Linked DNA regions of Homo sapiens: region 1 is linked to region 2. The links are chromatin loops, found by intact Hi-C in ENCODE. Cell type or tissue: HepG2. All regions are shown on one strand. Links, peaks and the distances in the headings refer to the core of each region. The heading gives the core; the rest is flanking DNA. Region 1 overlaps CRYZL1 (crystallin zeta like 1). Region 2 overlaps TMEM50B (transmembrane protein 50B).

Region 1 (8,000 bases), core at 1-8,000, 160 kb before region 2:
AAACACAGCAAAATGTTTCTTTAAAAGAAGTACGACAGGCGTGGTGGCTCATGCCTGTAATCCCAGCACTTTGGGAGGCCAAGGCAGGTGGAACCCCTCAAAAGTTTGAGACCAGCCTGGCCAACATGACAAAACCCCGTCTCTACTAAAAATATAAAAAATTAGCCAGCTGTGGTGGCACATGCCTGTAGTCCGAGCTACTCAAGAGGATGAGGCACGAGACTCGCTTGAACCCAGGAGACAGAGGTGAGCCAAAATTGTGCCACTGTACTCCAGCCTGGGCAACAGAGCAAGACTCTGTCTCAAAAAAATAAAATAGCATAAAATAAGTACTTTAAGGCTGGGTGTGGTGGCTCATGCCTATAATCCCAACATTTTGGGAGGCTGAGGTAGGAGGATTGCTTGAGCCCAGGAGTTCAAGACCAGCCTTGGCAACTTGCTTGTCTCTACCAGCAAATAAAATTTTGTAAAAAAAAAAAAAAAAGGCTAGGCATGGTGGCTCACGCCTGTAATCCCAGCACTTTGGGAGGCCGAGGCGGGCGGATCACAAGGTCAGGAGATCGAGACCATCCTGGCTAACACAGTGAAACCCCCTCTCTACTAAAAAATACAAAAAAATTAGCCGGGCGTGGTGGCAGGTGCCTGTAGTCCCAGCTACTCAGGAGGCTGAGGCAGGAGAATGGCGTGAACCTGGGAGGTGGAGCTTGCAGTGAGCCGAGATCGCGCCACTGCACTCCAGCCTGGGCAACAGAGCGATAGAGCGAGACTCTGTCTGAAAAGAAAAGAAAAGAGAAGAGAAGGAAAGAAAGACTTTAAGAATGGGCAACATAGCAAGATCATCTCAACAAAAAGTTTGTTTAAAAAAAAAAAGTACTAGGCCAAGCACAGTAGCTCACACCAATAATCCCAGCACTTTGGGAGGCCAAGGCAGAGCCAATTGCTTGAGCTCAGGAGTCCGAGACTAGCCTGGATAACATGGTGAAACCCCATCTCTACAAGAAATAAAAAAAATAAATAAATAATAACTAGATATGGTGGTGTGTGCCTATAGTCCCAGCTGCTTGGGAGGCTGAGAAGGAAGAATCGCTTGAACCTAGGAGGTTGAGGCTACTGTTAGCTGTATTTGCGCCACTGCACTCTAGCCTGTCTCAGAAAAAAAGTAGTACTTTAAGAAGGAGCTCTTACACAGCAAAGGAAACAACAGTGTGCAGAGACAGCCTACAGACTGGGGGAAAATGTTGATAAGCCGTACATCTGATAAGGGGTTAATATAGTGATATAGAAGGAGCTCAGAAAACAGCAAGAAGAAAAAAACAATTAGAAAAGGGTCAAAGGACCTGAATAGACATTTCTCAAAAGAAGACATGTGAAAAAATACTCGACATCAGTAATCATTAGGGAAATGCAAATTAAAACCACAAAGAAATACCATCTCATACCTGTCAGAATAGCTGTTACCAAAAAGATGAAAGGTAAGTATTGGCGAGAATGTGGAGAAAAGGGAAACTTTGTACGCTATTGGTGAGAATGTAAACTAGTACAGTCATTATGGAAAGTGTATGAATGTTCCTCAAAAATCAAAACATAGAATTACCATATGATTCAGTAATCCTCCTTCTGGATATTTTCCCGGAAGCTTTGAAATCAGATGTCTTGCACTCCCATATTCATTGCAGCACTATTCACAACAGCCAAGTTGTGGACTCAACCTAAGTGTCCAGATGAATGAATAATATGATATAGATATACACAATGGAATACTGTTCAGCCTTTAAAAAGCAGGAAATTGTGTCATTTGTGACAACACAGATGGAAATGGAGAGCACTATGCTGAGTGAAATAAGCCAGGCACAGAAAGGCAGATACAGCATGTTCTCACTTCTATGTGGAATCTAAAACAAACTCATAGAGGCAGAGAGTAGAATGGTGGCTACAGAGGCTGCGGGCTGGGGAGAATGGAGTGTTGATGGACAAAGGGTATAAAATCTCAGCTAAACAGGAGGGATATGTTTTTATTTATTTGTTTATTCATGAGATGGAGTTTTGCTCTTATTGCCCAGGCTGGAGTGCAATGGCGTGATCTCGGCTCACTGCAACCTCCGCCTCCCAGGTTCAAGCAATTCTCCTGCCTCAGCCTCCCGAGTAGCTGGGATTACAGGTGCCAGCCGCCACACCTGGCTACTTTTTGTATTTTTAGTAGAGACGGGGTTTCTCCATGCTGGCCAGGCCCGTCTCGAACTCCTGACCTCAGGTGACCTGCCCACCTCGGCCTCCCAAAGTGCTGGGATTATAGGCGTGAGCCACCGCGCCCAGCCAAGGGATATGTTTTTATTTTCAGTTCTTTGCACAGCATGGTGAGTATAGTTAATAATAGAGTATTGTACATTTCAAAATTGCTGAGAGTAAATTTCAAATGTTTTCATCATAAAATATGTTAAGTATTTGAGATGATGGCTATGTTAACTTGCTTGATTTAATTATTCCACATTGTATTCGTAAATCATAGCATCATTTTGTGCCCCATAAATTTATACAATTATAACTTGTCAATTTACAATGTTTAAAAAAAAAAGAATGATGACTAACAGTGTGACCTTTAGGCTAGATCCTAGGCATGCTGACTGCATCTATAAATGAGGACACTCAACTGAATAACCTGTAATCTCTGTTGTAGCTCCAACCTTTTGTAAAAGGGAATAATTTCAGTTTCCCGGCAAGTTTGTAGGGGAAAACTTTCAGTTCACCACAACTCTATTTTAGTTTCTATTACTTTCCTGGTGATTTTTTTTGTATATAATTTGTTTTTATTTTTAATTTGTCTTTGGTGTTTTGTTTTTTGTTTGCTTGTTTATTTTTGAGACAGGGTCTTACTCTGTAGCCCAGGCTGCAGTGAAGTGGAATTATCACAATTCACTGCAGCCTCAAACTCCTGGGTTCAAGAGATCCTCCCACCTCAGCCTCCCAAGTAGCTGGGACAATAGGCATGCACCACCATGTCTGGCTAACTTTTTTTTGTAGAAACTGTCTTGCCATGTTGCCCAGGCTGGTCTCTAACTCCTGAGCTCAAGTGATCTTCCCGCCTTGGCCTCCCAAAGTGCTGGCATTACAGGTATGAGCCACTATGCCAGCCTTCATGATTGTTTAATGAGTGCTCAGTGCTCAGTCACTTTCAACTCAAATAAGTCTGTTCTTTACCAAACCAAAGAGCTATGTTTCAAACATTCCCCCAAAATGTGGTGTTAGTCCTATTTCTCAAACTTGATAATAGAGTTAAAGAGTAGAGTAATTCTTCCAACTCTTTTGTACTTTTCAGTTCTTAAGCAATTCTGTCAAGCCTAAAACTAATTTTATTTTTCATTCAAAATTTTCAGCATTGTTGTTTTTATTCCTTTGGAGCTAAACTAGAAAGAGATCAAATTATAATTCTTAGATGCTGAAATATGGCTCGCATTTATTTGTTTAATTGTTTTTTGAGATGGAGTTGCACTCTTGTTGCCCAGGCTGGAGTGCAATGAATGGTGTGATCTCAGCTCACTGCAACCTCTGCCTCCTGGGTTCAAGTGATTCTCCTGCCTCAGCCTCCCAAGTAGCTGGGATTACAGGCATGCGCCACCACGCCTGACTAATTTTTTGTATTTTTAGTAGAGATGGGGTTTCTCCATGTTGGTCAGGCTGGTCTTGAACTCCTGACCTCAGGTGCTCTGCCTGTCTCGGCCTCCCATAGTGCTGGGATTACAGGTGTGAGCCACTGCACCTGGCCTTATTTGTTTAGTTTTTATAACATAATAAACACCTGTGGACCCCCAACACAAAAGCAAGTGTGTTGACATTAACCCACATCTAACCATGCAATTTTTTTTTTGAGACAAAGTCTTGCCCTGTCACCTAGTCTGGAGTGCAATGGCGCGATCTCAGCTCACCGCAACCTCCATCTCCTGGGTTCAAGCGATTCTCCTGCCTCAGCCTCCCAAGTAGCTGGAATTACAGGTGCCTGCCACCATGCCTGGCTAATTTTTGTATTTTTAGTAGAGACGGGGTTTCACCATGTTGGCCAGGCTAGTCTCAAACTCCTGACCTCAGGTGATCTGCCTACCTTGGCCTCCCAAAGTGCTGGGATTACAGGTGTGAGCCACCTTGCCTGGCCGCAGTTAGCATTTCTTTAAGGACAACATGATTGAGTTTTTAATAAAAATATGGTAGTCCCAATCCTTTTGATAGAAGATGTTCCCAATAAGTAAATTATACGTTGATTGAGCGTGCACTGTTGAAATAGATGTGCTTTAAAGTCATATATTCACCTTATGAGCTATGTGGCATTAGACAAATTAATCAATTACCCTGAACCCTATTTCATCATCCGTAAAATTGGGAGAATAGCTATCTTAAAGAGTTACCTAAGGAATAAAGTACTGTGTGTGCTATCACCTGGTGCTTAATATGTTTTTACTGTTTTAATTCTCAGCTCTTGTCTGAGCATTTCAACATGCATGTTTGAATGCTCCACTTCGCCCACTAGATGGCACTAGTTTGTTGCTAAATGCAGTGCTGACTACTCTGGCTAGTCCACATGAATCATTGCTACTAGAGGAAGCATTTCAAAGAGCTGGTAAAGACTGTGAAAGTGTTATAAAGTTGATCTTAGGTAAAATGAGAAAGAATTTCTTGGCCAGGCGTGGTGGCTTACACCTGTAATCCCGGCACTTTGGGAGGCCAAGGTAGGCAGATCACCTGAGGTCAGGAGTTCGAGACCAGCCTGGCCAACATGGTGAAACCCCGTCTCTACTAAAAAAATACAAAAATTAGCCAGGCCTGGTGGTGTGCACCTGTAATCCCAGCTACTTGGGAGGCTGAGGCAGGAGAATTGCTTGAACCCAGGAGGGGGAGGGTGCAGTGAGCCAAGATCACACCACTGCACTCCAGCCTGGCGACAGAGTGAGACTCCATCTCAAAAAAAAAAGAATTCTTGTACTGCGGAAAAATTACATCAGTGTACAACATAAATACAAAACAAAAATTAAATAGTGAAACATGTTAAGGAATAGTTTCACGGTCAGATCATGCGGAACTTTTTAAACTATATTAGGAGTTGCATTTGGTTCCAAGTACAGTGTAAAGCCATTGATAAATTTTAAGCAGGGAATTGTTAGGATGTCAGTTATCTTTTTAAAATATCATTCTGATGATTCTGTTTTTTAAAGATACTGTTAAAGAGATTGAAAACAGAAGGCACAAAGTTGAAAATAATATTTACAGCACATGAACAAATGACTTCTCTAGAATATATAAAGAATTCCTGTAAAGCTCTAAATAAGAAAAAGACAAAACAATAGAAAAATTGATTAACACTTGAAAAAGGAATTCACAAAAGGAATTCCAGATGGCCAGTGAACATGGAAAGATGCTCAACCTCTTTTAGTAGTCAGAGAAAGCAAATTAAAATCATAGTAAGAAACTATTACCTACCTACATAATTGGTAAAAATATATAAATGTGATCATTCCACAAGTTGACAAGGACATTCACAGCAACAGGACACTACTGTGGGAAAGTAAATTGATGCAATTACTTTGGAAAGGTGTAGTTAAGGAACAGATAATATACCTGGGACCTAGGATTTCCACTCCAATTTAAGTATCCTAGGAAAACCCATGCACGGTGTAACAATATTTTTCATATACGAACACACTTAGCAGCATTGTTTGTAACTGACAAAAATTGGAGACAACACAAATGTTCATCAGCTAAACAATGGGTAAGCAAATGAAGGTGTTTTTAATATATTGGAATGCCATAAAACAACAAGAATGAAAGTGCTCTAACAGCCTCATCCACAGAATGGATGCCTTAAAAACATAATATGGAACATAAAAAGCAAGGTAGAAAAGAATGCATATGGTATGATTCCATTCAGATAAAGTTTAAAGCCTTGGCAATATGAAATTTTTTTTTTTTTTTTTTTGAGACGGAGTCTTGCTCTGTCACCCAGGCTGGAGTGCAGTGGTGCAATCTTAGCTCACTGCAACCTCCACCTCCCGGGTTCACACCATTCTCCTGCCTCAGCCTCTCCAGTAGTTGGGACCAAAGGCGCCTGCCACCACGCCTGGCTACTTTTTTTTTTTTTTTTTTTTTTTTGAGACGGAGTCTCGCTGTGTCACCCAGGCTGGAGTGCATTGGCATGAGCTCTGCTCGCTACAAGCTCTGCCTCCCGGGTTCACACCATTCTCTTGCCTCAGCCTCTCCGAGTAGCTGGGAATACAGGCGCCCGCCACCACGCCTGGCTAATTTTTTGTATTTTCAGTAGAGACGGGGTTTCACCGTGGTCTCGATCTCCTGAGCTCGTGATCCGCCCGCCTCGGCCTCCCAAAGTGCTAGGATTACAAGCGTGAGCCACCACGCCCGGCCAGAGACGGGGTTTCACCGTGTCAGTCAGGATGGTCTCGATCTCCTGACCTCGTGATCTGCCTGCCTCGGCCTCCCAAAGTGCTGGGATTACAGGCGTGAGCCACCACGCCAGGCCAGGAAATTGTATTGTTTAGGAATGCGTACTAATGAGTGATACAAATAAGAAATTGCATGAGAATGGTGGTGACCTTTGGTGAGGAGAGAAGAGGCTGCTGGGGTGATGGTTGTGCTCTCTCTCCACCAGGATGGTATACCGTTAACTTTGCATATTTCCTTTATATTTATTCATCCAGCTATATTTTATATTTTACATACTTTTTCTGCACATTTTATTTCACAATATAAAAAGTTTTAAAAATACACACACACTGACTCCTATATGGAGAATTATTCATGGGCAAATAATGGAAAGTATTGTAGGTGAGAGAGAATGGGAGTAGGGGCTTGGACCAGGGCCATAGTAGTACTAGAGATGGAGAGAAATAGATCCAGGAGGTAGGACTTGTGGGACTTGCTAACAGATTGTTTCTTCTTGTTCTTTATGATAGTTCATAAACCAGAAAAGGTCACATGGACGGAAGCAGCAGGAAGCATTCGGGATGGAGTGCGTGCCTATACAGCTCTGCATTATCTTTCTCATCTCTCTCCTGGAAAATCAGTGCTGATAATGGATGGAGCAAGTGTAGGTGCTAATGGTTTTGTTAAGAAACAGACAAGCATACAGTAAACTTAGGAAATTTAGCAATGAGCCATCCATTTGCTAATATAATTCTTTGCCAATAGCTTATTGATTGACTTTTTTTCCAGTGTCCTATTTTGTTATAATAAGCAGCTTTTATCAATAGAAGATCAAAGTTAGATTTAGTGTGATTAGTTTATGACTTTGAATCTGCTGGTACATTAAAAAGACAAGCCATTTTTATTCATTCCTGTTAGACAAAGCCTAAGATGCCACATGAGCCTTTGAAGTCATAGTCCAGAATTCCCTAATAGCTTTGTAGCCTATTTCCCACCCTCACACTTACGTTGATCAAGTATTGGCATTTTATGTATAGATGGATCACACAAAAGATCAACACGTCCTAATTTAAACATATTACATATATCAAAAAATAGTTCAAGACACTAAAAGAATACATAAAATATTGTCATCTAAAAATGTTAAGAAAATCTTGAAATTAACTTATAGTTTTATTTTCTAACTGGCTTGTGATGAAATGCTTTCTTCCTGCTTTTCTTTGAAGAAAAGGCAAAGCTGTCTTCAGCACTGGCTTCAGCCTGATATCCAACATCAGGATAGTAGTGTTTCCCCAAACTTACCCTATAGGTCTGAACAGGATGGAGCTTTTGAAGTGTTTTGATCTTCAAAGAGAGATAGCTGGACTCCCATATATAGTATATAATTAGCTTAGACCATCGCATTGACAAGGCCCAGTTTTCTCTTTGCAAGGCCATGTGTCTGAATGTGGCCCTCCATCCTTGAAATTATGTGCTGTGGTCAGACTGAGTGACAGCGTGTGACATGCAGCTTTTCCACCACCCCTTGTAAAGAAGAAAGTCAATCAAATATTTCCCCTATTAAACTTGCCCATAACTTT
Region 2 (10,008 bases), core at 1,150-9,149:
ACCTCTCATTTATAGCATTTTTTTATAGGTGGAATTTTATATTTATTTGATTGTCTCCTTATTAGACCCTTAGCTCCATTAGGGAGCAAGTTTGTCTGGACTCAGTCTCACCCCAGCACTTAGGTGCTTGGTACGTAGCCACTTTTCAGTGCACAATAATTATTTGTTGAAGGAATGAAGAATTGCAGCATGGTCTGTTGTAGGGTGCTTCAGTTACTGTAATTTAGATATGGTAGGCTCCTGGAGACATAAAATGGCCCTAATGCCTGTCACTATGAGAATGGTCTCTCTCCCTTTTTCTTTTGATTTATTGATTCATTTTTTTGTTTCTGAGTCATAGAGAAATGTCTCTTTTCCTTACAAGTTGCCTGTTAATAACTTCCCAGGCCTTAAGAAAGAATACAGTTATGCTTAGCCATCGTAGTTAACAGACTGCTTTACAAAATAAGCAAATTAAGACCAACACTGCCATGATGTCTAATTTAATTTTTAAAATTGATAGGAATCAGTGAAGTACCTGTCAAAGCATATTGAGAAAATGAATTCTGTGTTGCTTGTTCCATCGGTTTTTTCCTCATGATTTGTTTTCCTATCTTTCTAGCACTCTGATCTACAAATTTGGAAGAACCGAAGAGCTATGGACCTGAGATCACTTCTTAAGTCACATTTTCCTTTTGTTATATTCTGTTTGTAGATAGGTTTTTTATCTCTCAGTACACATTGCCAAATGGAGTAGATTGTACATTAAATGTTTTGTTTCTTTACATTTTTATGTTCTGAGTTTTGAAATAGTTTTATGAAATTTCTTTATTTTTCATTGCATAGACTGTTAATATGTATATAATACAAGACTATATGAATTGGATAATGAGTATCAGTTTTTTATTCCTGAGATTTAGAACTTGATCTACTCCCTGAGCCAGGGTTACATCATCTTGTCATTTTAGAAGTAACCACTCTTGTCTCTCTGGCTGGGCACGGTGGCTCATGCCTGTAATCCCAGCACTTTGGGAGGCCGAGGCGGGCCGATTGCTTGAGGTCAAGTGTTTGAGACCAGCCTGGCCAACATGGCGAAACCCCATCTACTAAAAATACAAAAATTAGCCAGGCATGGTGGTGGGTGCCTGTAATCCCAACTACCTAGGAGGCTGAGGCAGGAGAATCGCTTGAACCCGGGGGGCAGAGGTTGTAGTGAGCTGAGTTTGCGCCACTGCACTCTAGCCTGGGGGAGAAAGTGAAACTCCCTCTCAAAAAAAAGAAGGACCACTCTCAGTATCTGATTTCTGAAGATGTACAAAAAAATATAGCTTCATATATCTAGAATGAGCACTGAGCCATAAAAGGTTTTCAGCAAGTTGTAACTTATTTTGGCCTAAAAATGAGGTTTTTTTGGTAAAGAAAAAATATTTGTTCTTATGTATTGAAGAAGTGTACTTTTATATAATGATTTTTTAAATGCCCAAAGGACTAGTTTGAAAGCTTCTTTTAAAAAGAATTCCTCTAATATGACTTTATGTGAGAAGGGATAATACATGATCAAATAAACTCAGTTTTTTATGGTTACTGTAAAAAGACTGTGTAAGGCAGCTCAGCACCATGCTTCTCGTAAAAGCAGCTTCAAATATCCACTGGGGTTATCTTTTGACAACTTGCCATTATCTGATGTTACACAATTCAATAGCAAGCAAGTTTGAGACAATCGCAGTTTAAAAGCATGAACCATTTAACAAAAAGTGGAATAATTAAAGATAAAGCACTTCTTCCCAAAGGGAATTATCACCTAGTGAAAAATTATGCATTTCATCTACTCAGTTACCGACTGCAAGTCTCTCCTCGCTCTAGCTCTCAAGCTTTGGGTGAATATTCCTGTGAAATATATCTTCAACTTGAAAGTTCATACTCCAATCAAAAACTCCTTTTACTGAGTTTGCAGTACTGTATTTGCACTGTTTGTATTCCTCTGGGCCCTTATTGCTACTTTTGCTTTCCTTTGTTACACAGATTTTGTGTTGCACTTTTTCTCCAGAGGGGTGTTGTAGAGCCTTGGTTGTATGAATAATACCAGTGGTAGTGTCCACGGCTCTAATGTAAGCCCATTTGGCATCACTCCTCTCCTCTCTCTTGAGAGGATTTCTTGTGCACAGAGTATGAAGCAGTTGTGGAGCGCTGTGCCTTTGTCAAGATACCATCTTGTTTGATGACTTCTTTCTTTGCTGTTTTTTCTTCAAAATGTTAGTAAGCTCTGTCATGCTTCTAGCAAATTGTAAGACTAATTATTTGTTTCCACCTCATAACCTGTTGCAATAAATATTACTTCTCATACAGTTTAATATTGTTGTTTGTTGGAGAAAATGAACCATAAAAATTGATTTGCTGTTCAGTTTTCAATTATTCAAGTATACCCAATTAAAGATGCAGTTATGTTTATAAAATAAGAAGAAATAGACTTGTAAAATGCTTATGTGAGGGTTATTGAAGGTTTCCCTGAAGACTGACTGGAAATGGTGGCTGTTTTTTTCTATTTCTGACTCTGCCATGAATTTTTTTTTTTTTTTTTAAAGACAATATCTCACTCTGTTGCCTAGGCTGGAGTGCAGTGGTGCAACCACAGCTCACTGCACCTTCAAATGCTGGAGCTCAGGCAATCCTCTTACCTCCGCTTTCCAAGCAGCTGGGACCACAGGTACGTGTCATTATGTCTGGTTAATTAAAAAAAAATGTTTTGGGAGGCCTAGGTGGGCGGATCACGAGGTCAGGAGATCGAGACCATCCTGGCTAACATGGTGAAACCCTGTCTGTACTAAAAATACAAAAAAATTAGCCGGGCGTGGTGGGGGTCACCTGTAGTCCCAGCTACTTGGGAGGCTGAGGCAAGAGAATGGCGTGAACCTTGGAGGCAGAGCTTGCAGTGAGCCAAAATCGTGCCACTGCACTCCAGTCTGGGCAACAGAGCAAGACTCCATGTCATTAAAAAAAAAAGTTGTTTTTTGTAGAGACGGGGGTCTCACTATGCTGTTCTGGGTGAACTGGTCTCAACACATCCACCTGCCTCAACCTCACAAAGTGCTAGGTTGACAGGCATGAGCCACCACACCCAACCCTGAATTTGTTTTTTAGTTGTGAGCAAATCACTTAATTTTCTGTTTCTTCATTTTAAAAAAAGAGATAATGTGGTCAGGCGTGGGGGCTCACGCCTGTAATCCCAGCACTTTGGGAGGCCGAGGCGGGCAGATCATGAGGTCAGGAGTTCGAGACCAGCCTGGCCAACATACTGAAACCCGGTCTGTACTAAAAATACAACAAATTAGCCAGGCGTGGTGGTGCACCCCTGTAATCCCAGCTACTCGGGAGGCTGAGGCAGGGAGAATTGCTTGAACCCGGGAGGCAGAGGTTGCAGTGAGCCAAGATCGTGCAACTGCACTCCAGCTTGGGTGACAAAGCGAGACTCCGTCTAGAAAATAAAAAATAAATAAAAACATAAAAGAGATAATGTTAGTATCCACTCTTAGAAATATTATGAGTTAGGGCAGAATCTTTGGTAATCATCTACAAATGCATGTGATTCCCTTACTAAGGTTCTCAAGCTGTCACATAGATTCAGTGGTCATTGAATCTGAGTGTTTTTTGTGTGTGGACCAATATTATCAGAGTATTCCATTTTATTGCTCTAAGATCCTTGTATTCCTTGTGCTGTTGCCACTGAGTAAAAACCCAGAGGCTGTATTTTTCCAGTATATATATATATGTGTGTGTGTGTGTGTGTGTGTGTGTGTGTGTGTGTGTATTTCTATACACAAGACGTTGACTTGACATTGATTTGCATCAACATAATGAAATTGGAAGACTGAAAGATTGATGATATCAAACCATATAATTTGGCCCCTTGAGCAAGAGCCCCCAGAGGGTTTGACATGGGTGCATTGAACTCATGATCTCTACATTTTTCCCCAGTGGAAGGGTTTTCAGTCACAACATCAACTCAGGAGTCTTTGTTTTCATTGTTCTTTTTTATGGAGTCCTTTTTACAGTGTCTTACTCTTGCCCAGGCTGGAACGCCGTGGTGTGATTATAGCTCACTACTGCCTTGAACTCCTTGGCTCAAGCAGTCCTCCCCTCAGTCTACTATAGGTGTGCACCACCACACTCAGCTCTCCTTTTTAGATTTAGTTGCACCTTTCCCAAGTTGCTTTTAGAACACTGGTGGCCCTGAAGGTGTACCTGAGAAAAGGTGTGTGTGTCAAAGAAGCTTGGGAAACCCTGGGCTGAACTAGGTCTAAACATGTTTTTTCTTTCTTTATTTCTTGATTTTTTTTTTTTTTTTCAGATGGAGTTTTGCTCTTGTCACCCAGGCTGGAGTGTAGTGGTGCAATCTCAGCTCACTGCAACCTCTGTCTCCCAGGTTCAAATGGTTCTCGTGCCTCAGCCTCCCGAGTAGCTGGGGTTACAGGTGGGTACCATCCTACCCGGCTAATTTTTGTATTTTTAGTAGAGACATGGTTTCACCATATTGGCCAAGCTGGTCTCAAATTCCTGACCCCAGGTGATCCACCCGCCTCGGCCTCCCAAAGTGTTGGGATTACAGGCGTGAGCACTGCGCCCCGCCTTCTTGCTTAGTCTTTTTTAGAGAGGGGTCTTGCTATGTTGCCCAGGCTGGTCTTGAATTCCTGAGCTCAAGTGATCCTCCTGCCTCAGCCTCCTGAGTAGCTGGGACTAGAGGTGCAAATCACCACACTAGGCTCCAAAACACCTTTTTAAAATTCTGTAAAGTTCTTTTCTTTCTTAGAGGTTTTTTTTTTTTTTTTTTTTTTTGTGTGTGTGTGTGTGTGTGTATTGTATGTCTTTAGGAGGAGGGTGTCAATTATATGGTGTTTTCTATTACTGAGACTTGGAAATTTATCTCCTGGAACATGTTGAAAAATGTAATTTGGGGCCAGGCACAGCGGCTCTCGCCTGTACTCCCAGTACTTTGGGAGTCCGAGGCGGGCAGATTACTTGAGGTCAGGAGTTCGAGATCAGCCTGGCCAACATAGTGAAACCCATCTCTACTAAAAATACAAAAAATTAGCCAAGTATGGTGGTACATGCCTGTAATCCCAGCTACTTGGGATGCTGAGGCAGGAGAATTGCTTGAGCCCAGGAGGCAGAGGCTGCAGTGAGCTCAGATCAAGCCACTGTACTCCAGTGTGGGCAACAGAGCAAGACTGTCTCAAAAAAAAATAAAAAATAAAAAATAAAAAAAATAAAAGAAAAATGTAATTTGGGGAAAGTGCTGCTATGGTGGCTTTAGAATAGATAGAACACAGGGAATTAACAAAAGGAGAGGAAAATGTTTAGGTGTGGGCATGGCTGGCTTTGGGAAAAGCCTGTGGCCAGCCTGATTATGGGGAATAAAAATGGTGGCAGGAGGGCACAGTAGGAAGAATTCTTCCAATTGCGTTGTTACTAGACAGTTGTGGTTTGGGCGCTGGGATTCTCGGAGGCCTATGGATTTAAGTTTAGGTTGGTTTACTTCTCCCTTATTCCCTTATTCTGGCACTGCCATTTATTAGCTATTTGACTGCAAGACTGTTTCCCTGTCTGTAAGTATGTTTGAGAATTAATCTGAGGAAATGCTTAACAAAGTTCCTGGAAATAATAAGTGATTCACACAAGTAGGCTTTTTTTTTCCTTTTTTTTTTGAGACAGAGTCTCACTCTGTCATCCAGGCTGGAGTGCAGTGGCTCACTGCAGCCTCAGCCTCCTGGGTTCAAGCCATTCTCGTGCCTTGGCCTCCCAAGTAACTGGGATTGTAGGCACATGCCACCACGCCTGGCTAATTGTTTTTGTATTTTTAGTAGAGATGGGGTTTTGCCATGTTGGCCAGGCTGGTCTCGAACTTCTAACCTCAAGCGATCCGCCAGCCTTGGCCTCCCAAAGTGCAGGGAATTACAGGCGCCGTGCCCGGCATTTCTTATGATGACTTTTGAAGGGATGTTTCCTTTCTCATCTGATGACTTTTTAGCTTTTTGCCACAAGGTGGCATGCCATGCTAAGAAAAACAAGACTTCCAAGTTTAGAGCCTGCCAGAGCATTTTTTTGTAGCACTTTTATCACAGCTTAAGTAATTTTACTTAGGGTTTTGGATAGCAGTAAATGCCTCTTCAATTCTTTCAGCTGTGGCAGATAGGATATTTTAAATTTCTTTGAGTAAGTATGGCAGGACAGGCTGCCTAGACCCTCATGGATTATGCCAGTGTAGAGAGTGCTGGGTCTTTGATTTGGGGAGCATGTTGACCTCTTCCCCACCCCAGAGGTCTAGACATAAAACCAGAGAGCTCTCCAAAAAGGATGTAAATTGTGCTCTTTTCCAGCAGCAGTTTCTGGTTTTTTTTTTTTTTTTTTGAGACTGGGTCTCACTCTGTCACCCTCCACCTCCCAGGCTCAAGCGATCCTCCCACCTCAGCCTTCCAAGTAGCTCAGGTGCATGCCACTACATCCTGGCTAATTGTTAATGTTTTGTAGAGATGGGGTTTCACCATGTTACCCAGGCTGGTCTCGAACTCCTGGGCTCAAAGGATCTGCCTACCTCAGCCTCCTAAAGTGCTGGGATTACAGGTATGAACCACTGCACCCAGCCAGCAGTTTCTTTTGTTTCTTTTTCTTTCTTTTTTTTTTTTTTTTTGTAAAGAGATGGAGTCTCACTATTTTACCCAGGCTGGAGTACAGTGGCTTTCACAGGCATGAACATTGCACACTTCGACCTGGAACTCTTGAGCTCAAGTGACCCTCCAGCCTCAGCCTCCCGAGTAGCTGGGACTATAGTACAGGTCTGTGCTCCAACAGTTTCTACTCCTGGTGCCAAAAACATTATTCAGTGTGATCAGTGTACTTCCCTCCCACCATGGAAGTTGTGAGTTTAGAAATTAACCTTTTTTTTTTTTGAGACAGGGTCTGGCTCTGTCACCCAGGCTGGAGTGCAGTGGTGTGAGCTCGGCTCACTGCAACCTCTGCCTCCTAGGCTCAAGAGATCCTCTCTCCTCAGTCTCCTGAGTAGCTTGGACTACAGACGCACGCCACCATGCCTGGCTAATTGTATTTTTTGTAGAGACACGGTTTCACCATGTTGCCCAGATTGGTCTGGAGCTCCTGAGCTCAAGCGGTCTGCTCACCTCAACTTCCCAAAGTGCTAGGATTACAGGCGTGAGCCACTGCGCCCAGCCTGAGATTAACTTTTTATGTTGAAATTACATCAGACTTACCAGGAGAGTTATAAAAATAGCACAAAGAGGCCAGGCATGGTGCTCACGCCTATATCTCAGTGCTTTGGGAGGCCAAGGTGGGCGGATCACCGGAGGTCAGGAGTTCAAGACCAGCTTGGCCAACATGGTGAAATCCCATCTCTACTAAAAATACAAAAATTAGCCAGGCGTAGTGGCAGGTGCCTATAATCCCAGCTACTTGGGAGGCTGAGGCAGGAGAATCGCTTGAACCCAGGAGGCGGAAGTTGCAGTGAGCCAAGACCCCGCCATTGCACTCCAGCCTGGGCGACAGAGCGAAACTCTGTAAAAAAACAAACAAACAAACAAAAAAAAACCACAAAGAATTCCTGTATAACCTTTCAGATTCCCAGAAGTTAACATTTTACTACATTTGCTTTGGTCTGTTATTTTAAATGTTTGGCAGCATGCTGCAGATGTGACGCCTGTTTACTTACCCTTGAATCCTGTGTATATTTCCCCCCAAACATCACTGCGATACGATGCCAAAGTCAGAAAATTAACATTGATACAGTACTTTGTGCCTTATTCAAATTCTTCAGATTACCCCTGTAATGTACTTTATAGTAAAGAAAAATACTATTTTTCTGTGGCAGGATCCTGCCCATGGTCACACGTTGCATTTAGTCGTCATATCCCTGCAGTGTCTCTAATATTTGGAATGGTTCTTCAGTCTTTGTCTTCTGTGACTAGGCATTTGGAACTTGAGTGGCTTACGTATCAGGACTACTAGCAGTTGCTGTGTGCCTTTGTGTTCTGTTTAGGTCAACAGCACCTGTGGGGTTGTGCGGTGCACAGCCTACAGGAATGTACCCACAGCCCCGACTACTGGTGCTCCACTATTTTAGTAGTTAGCATGGGGCTGGCCACTTGAGAAGTGTCTGGATCTGGAGGACACTTGAAGGTACTCACAGTTGTATTAAGGGTCACAGGAAAATTTCAGAAAGTAAATAGTCAAGAAACACATTAGTTTGATTGATTAATTGAATTTTATGCCAGGCAAAATTTTGTACCTGCCCATCTCCAAGGACCTCAGGGTCCTCCTACCTGGACTTACCAGCTCTTTAAGGGTTTGACCCTCTCTTAGGCTTTTCAGATACAAAAATACTCTTATTACCCACAGAGAATAGATCAGATATTTTTATTCACCTGAATGTAGAAATGAAACGAGTTGAATTAATATTTACAGTTATTATACATTGTTACTCATACCACTATTTAATTTCAAGGAAAATCATTAATATCATATGTTGTGCTTTTTGTTTTGATTTGTTTTGTTTTTTTTTTTGAGACAGAGTCTCTCTCTGTTAGCCCAGGCTGGAGTGCAGTGGCACGATCTTGCTCACTGCAACCTCCGCCTCCCAGGTTCAAGCGATTCTCATGCCTTAACCTACTGAGTAGCTGGAACTACAGGCATGCACCATCATGCCTGGCTAATTTTTGTATTTTTAGTAGAGACGGGGTTTCTCCATGTTGGCCAGGCTGGTGTCGAACTCCTGACCTCAAGTGATCTGCCTGCCTCTGCCTCCCAAAGTGCTGGGATTACAGGCATGAGCCAGCGCGCCTGGCCACATATCATTTGATGTTTATGTTGTAGCTAGGTATATGGATGTAAAGTAACCCTGAGGGTCTGCCTCCCTCCTCTTTTTTTGATAACTGAGGGGCCCAGAGAAGCTAGTGCTGCCTGTATTTCTACAATGGGATGAATTTTTAGGCTATCATTTTTTAGGAATGTCTAGGTGTCATTCCTAGAGCATTGGCAAGTTGCCCTGACCAGAGTCCTCTCCTTAGCAACGGGTGGCTCTGAGGCCCCAGGTCCCAAGTAACCACTCTGACCAGTTTCCATACCCTCTCAAGCGTAGCCAGCTGTTTTCCCTCACCACAGACTGGAAACAAGGAGAAAGACGTCACTTTCACTTCATTCCCGTGGGACAGTCCTTGAGTCTCAAGGGAGGCTGGGAGTGGCAGTGAAGGGTGGGGAGGCATGACTGCATCTCCGGAAGCTGCTGGGGTGGAGTCTCACTTCTCATCAAACAGAAGGACAGCTGGGGATGTTCTCATCTCAAATAGAGACTATTTGGCAAACAGCAAATATATTTTGAAGGGCTCTGGGCGCCTCAGAGATGTGACTGCATAGTGTGGAAGTTGTCAGAATCAAAATGGAGTCACTTGTGCTTCAAACAAACAAGCAAACAAATAAAAAACCCTGACAAATAGAGCTGGGGAAGGCCATGAAGGATTCTCATGCAAAAATGCTTGATAACAAAAATGATCACAAGGCCGGGCGTGGTGGCTCATGCCTGTAATCCCAGCATTTTAGAAGGTTGAGGCAGGTGGATCACTTGAGGTCAGGAGTTCAAGACCAGCCTGGGCAACATGGCAAAATCCCATCTCTACTAAAAATACAAAAAATTAGCCAGGCATGGTGGCGGATGCCTGTAGTCCCAGCTACTAAGGAGGCTGAGACAGGAGAATTTCTTGAATCCAGGAGGCAGACGTTGCAGTGAGCTGTGATTGCATCACTGCCCTCCAGCTTGGGTGACAGAGCAAGACTCTGTCTCTAAATAAATAAATAAATAAAAATGATCACAAAAGACTGCAAAAATCTCAACCTTGCACAAAGCCCTTCACCGCCTTACACAACAAACACTTCTATGAGGACATCTGCCCAACAACTGCCTGTCTAACCTTGGAATGGCATCCCCCTTGCTATTGATCCTTATAGCCAAGGATAATTATCTTAAAACAGTGA

What was found. Hi-C counts contacts between places; a loop is a spot of excess contacts. Peaks named below come from ENCODE experiments on the same cell type or tissue, not always from the same donor. Only the 100,000 strongest peaks of a DNase experiment are listed, where the experiment ranks them.
Region 1: a loop joins it to region 2, with 7 times the contacts of the local background. A loop is called at or near these places in 7 of 110 quality-filtered maps.

Annotation. Positions count from the first base shown.
Region 1 is chr21:33,602,488-33,610,487 of GRCh38, reverse strand. CRYZL1 (crystallin zeta like 1) reads left to right here. Exons shown (of 13, transcript NM_145858.3): 7 at 6,951-7,084. Among named protein-coding and RNA genes, the nearest start is that of DONSON, 18 kb to the right of the region's middle. RefSeq lists an enhancer at 4,560-4,649. In HepG2, for the core only: a CTCF peak has its summit at 4,513 (motif pointing right); a DNase peak (open chromatin) is centred at 4,527.
Region 2 is chr21:33,441,457-33,451,464 of GRCh38, reverse strand. It overlaps TMEM50B (transmembrane protein 50B), which reads left to right. Exons shown (of 7, transcript NM_006134.7): 7 at 602-2,324. The coding sequence ends at 647. Among named protein-coding and RNA genes, the nearest start is that of TMEM50B, 34 kb to the left of the region's middle. In HepG2, for the core only: a CTCF peak has its summit at 6,018 (motif pointing right); a DNase peak (open chromatin) is centred at 6,014.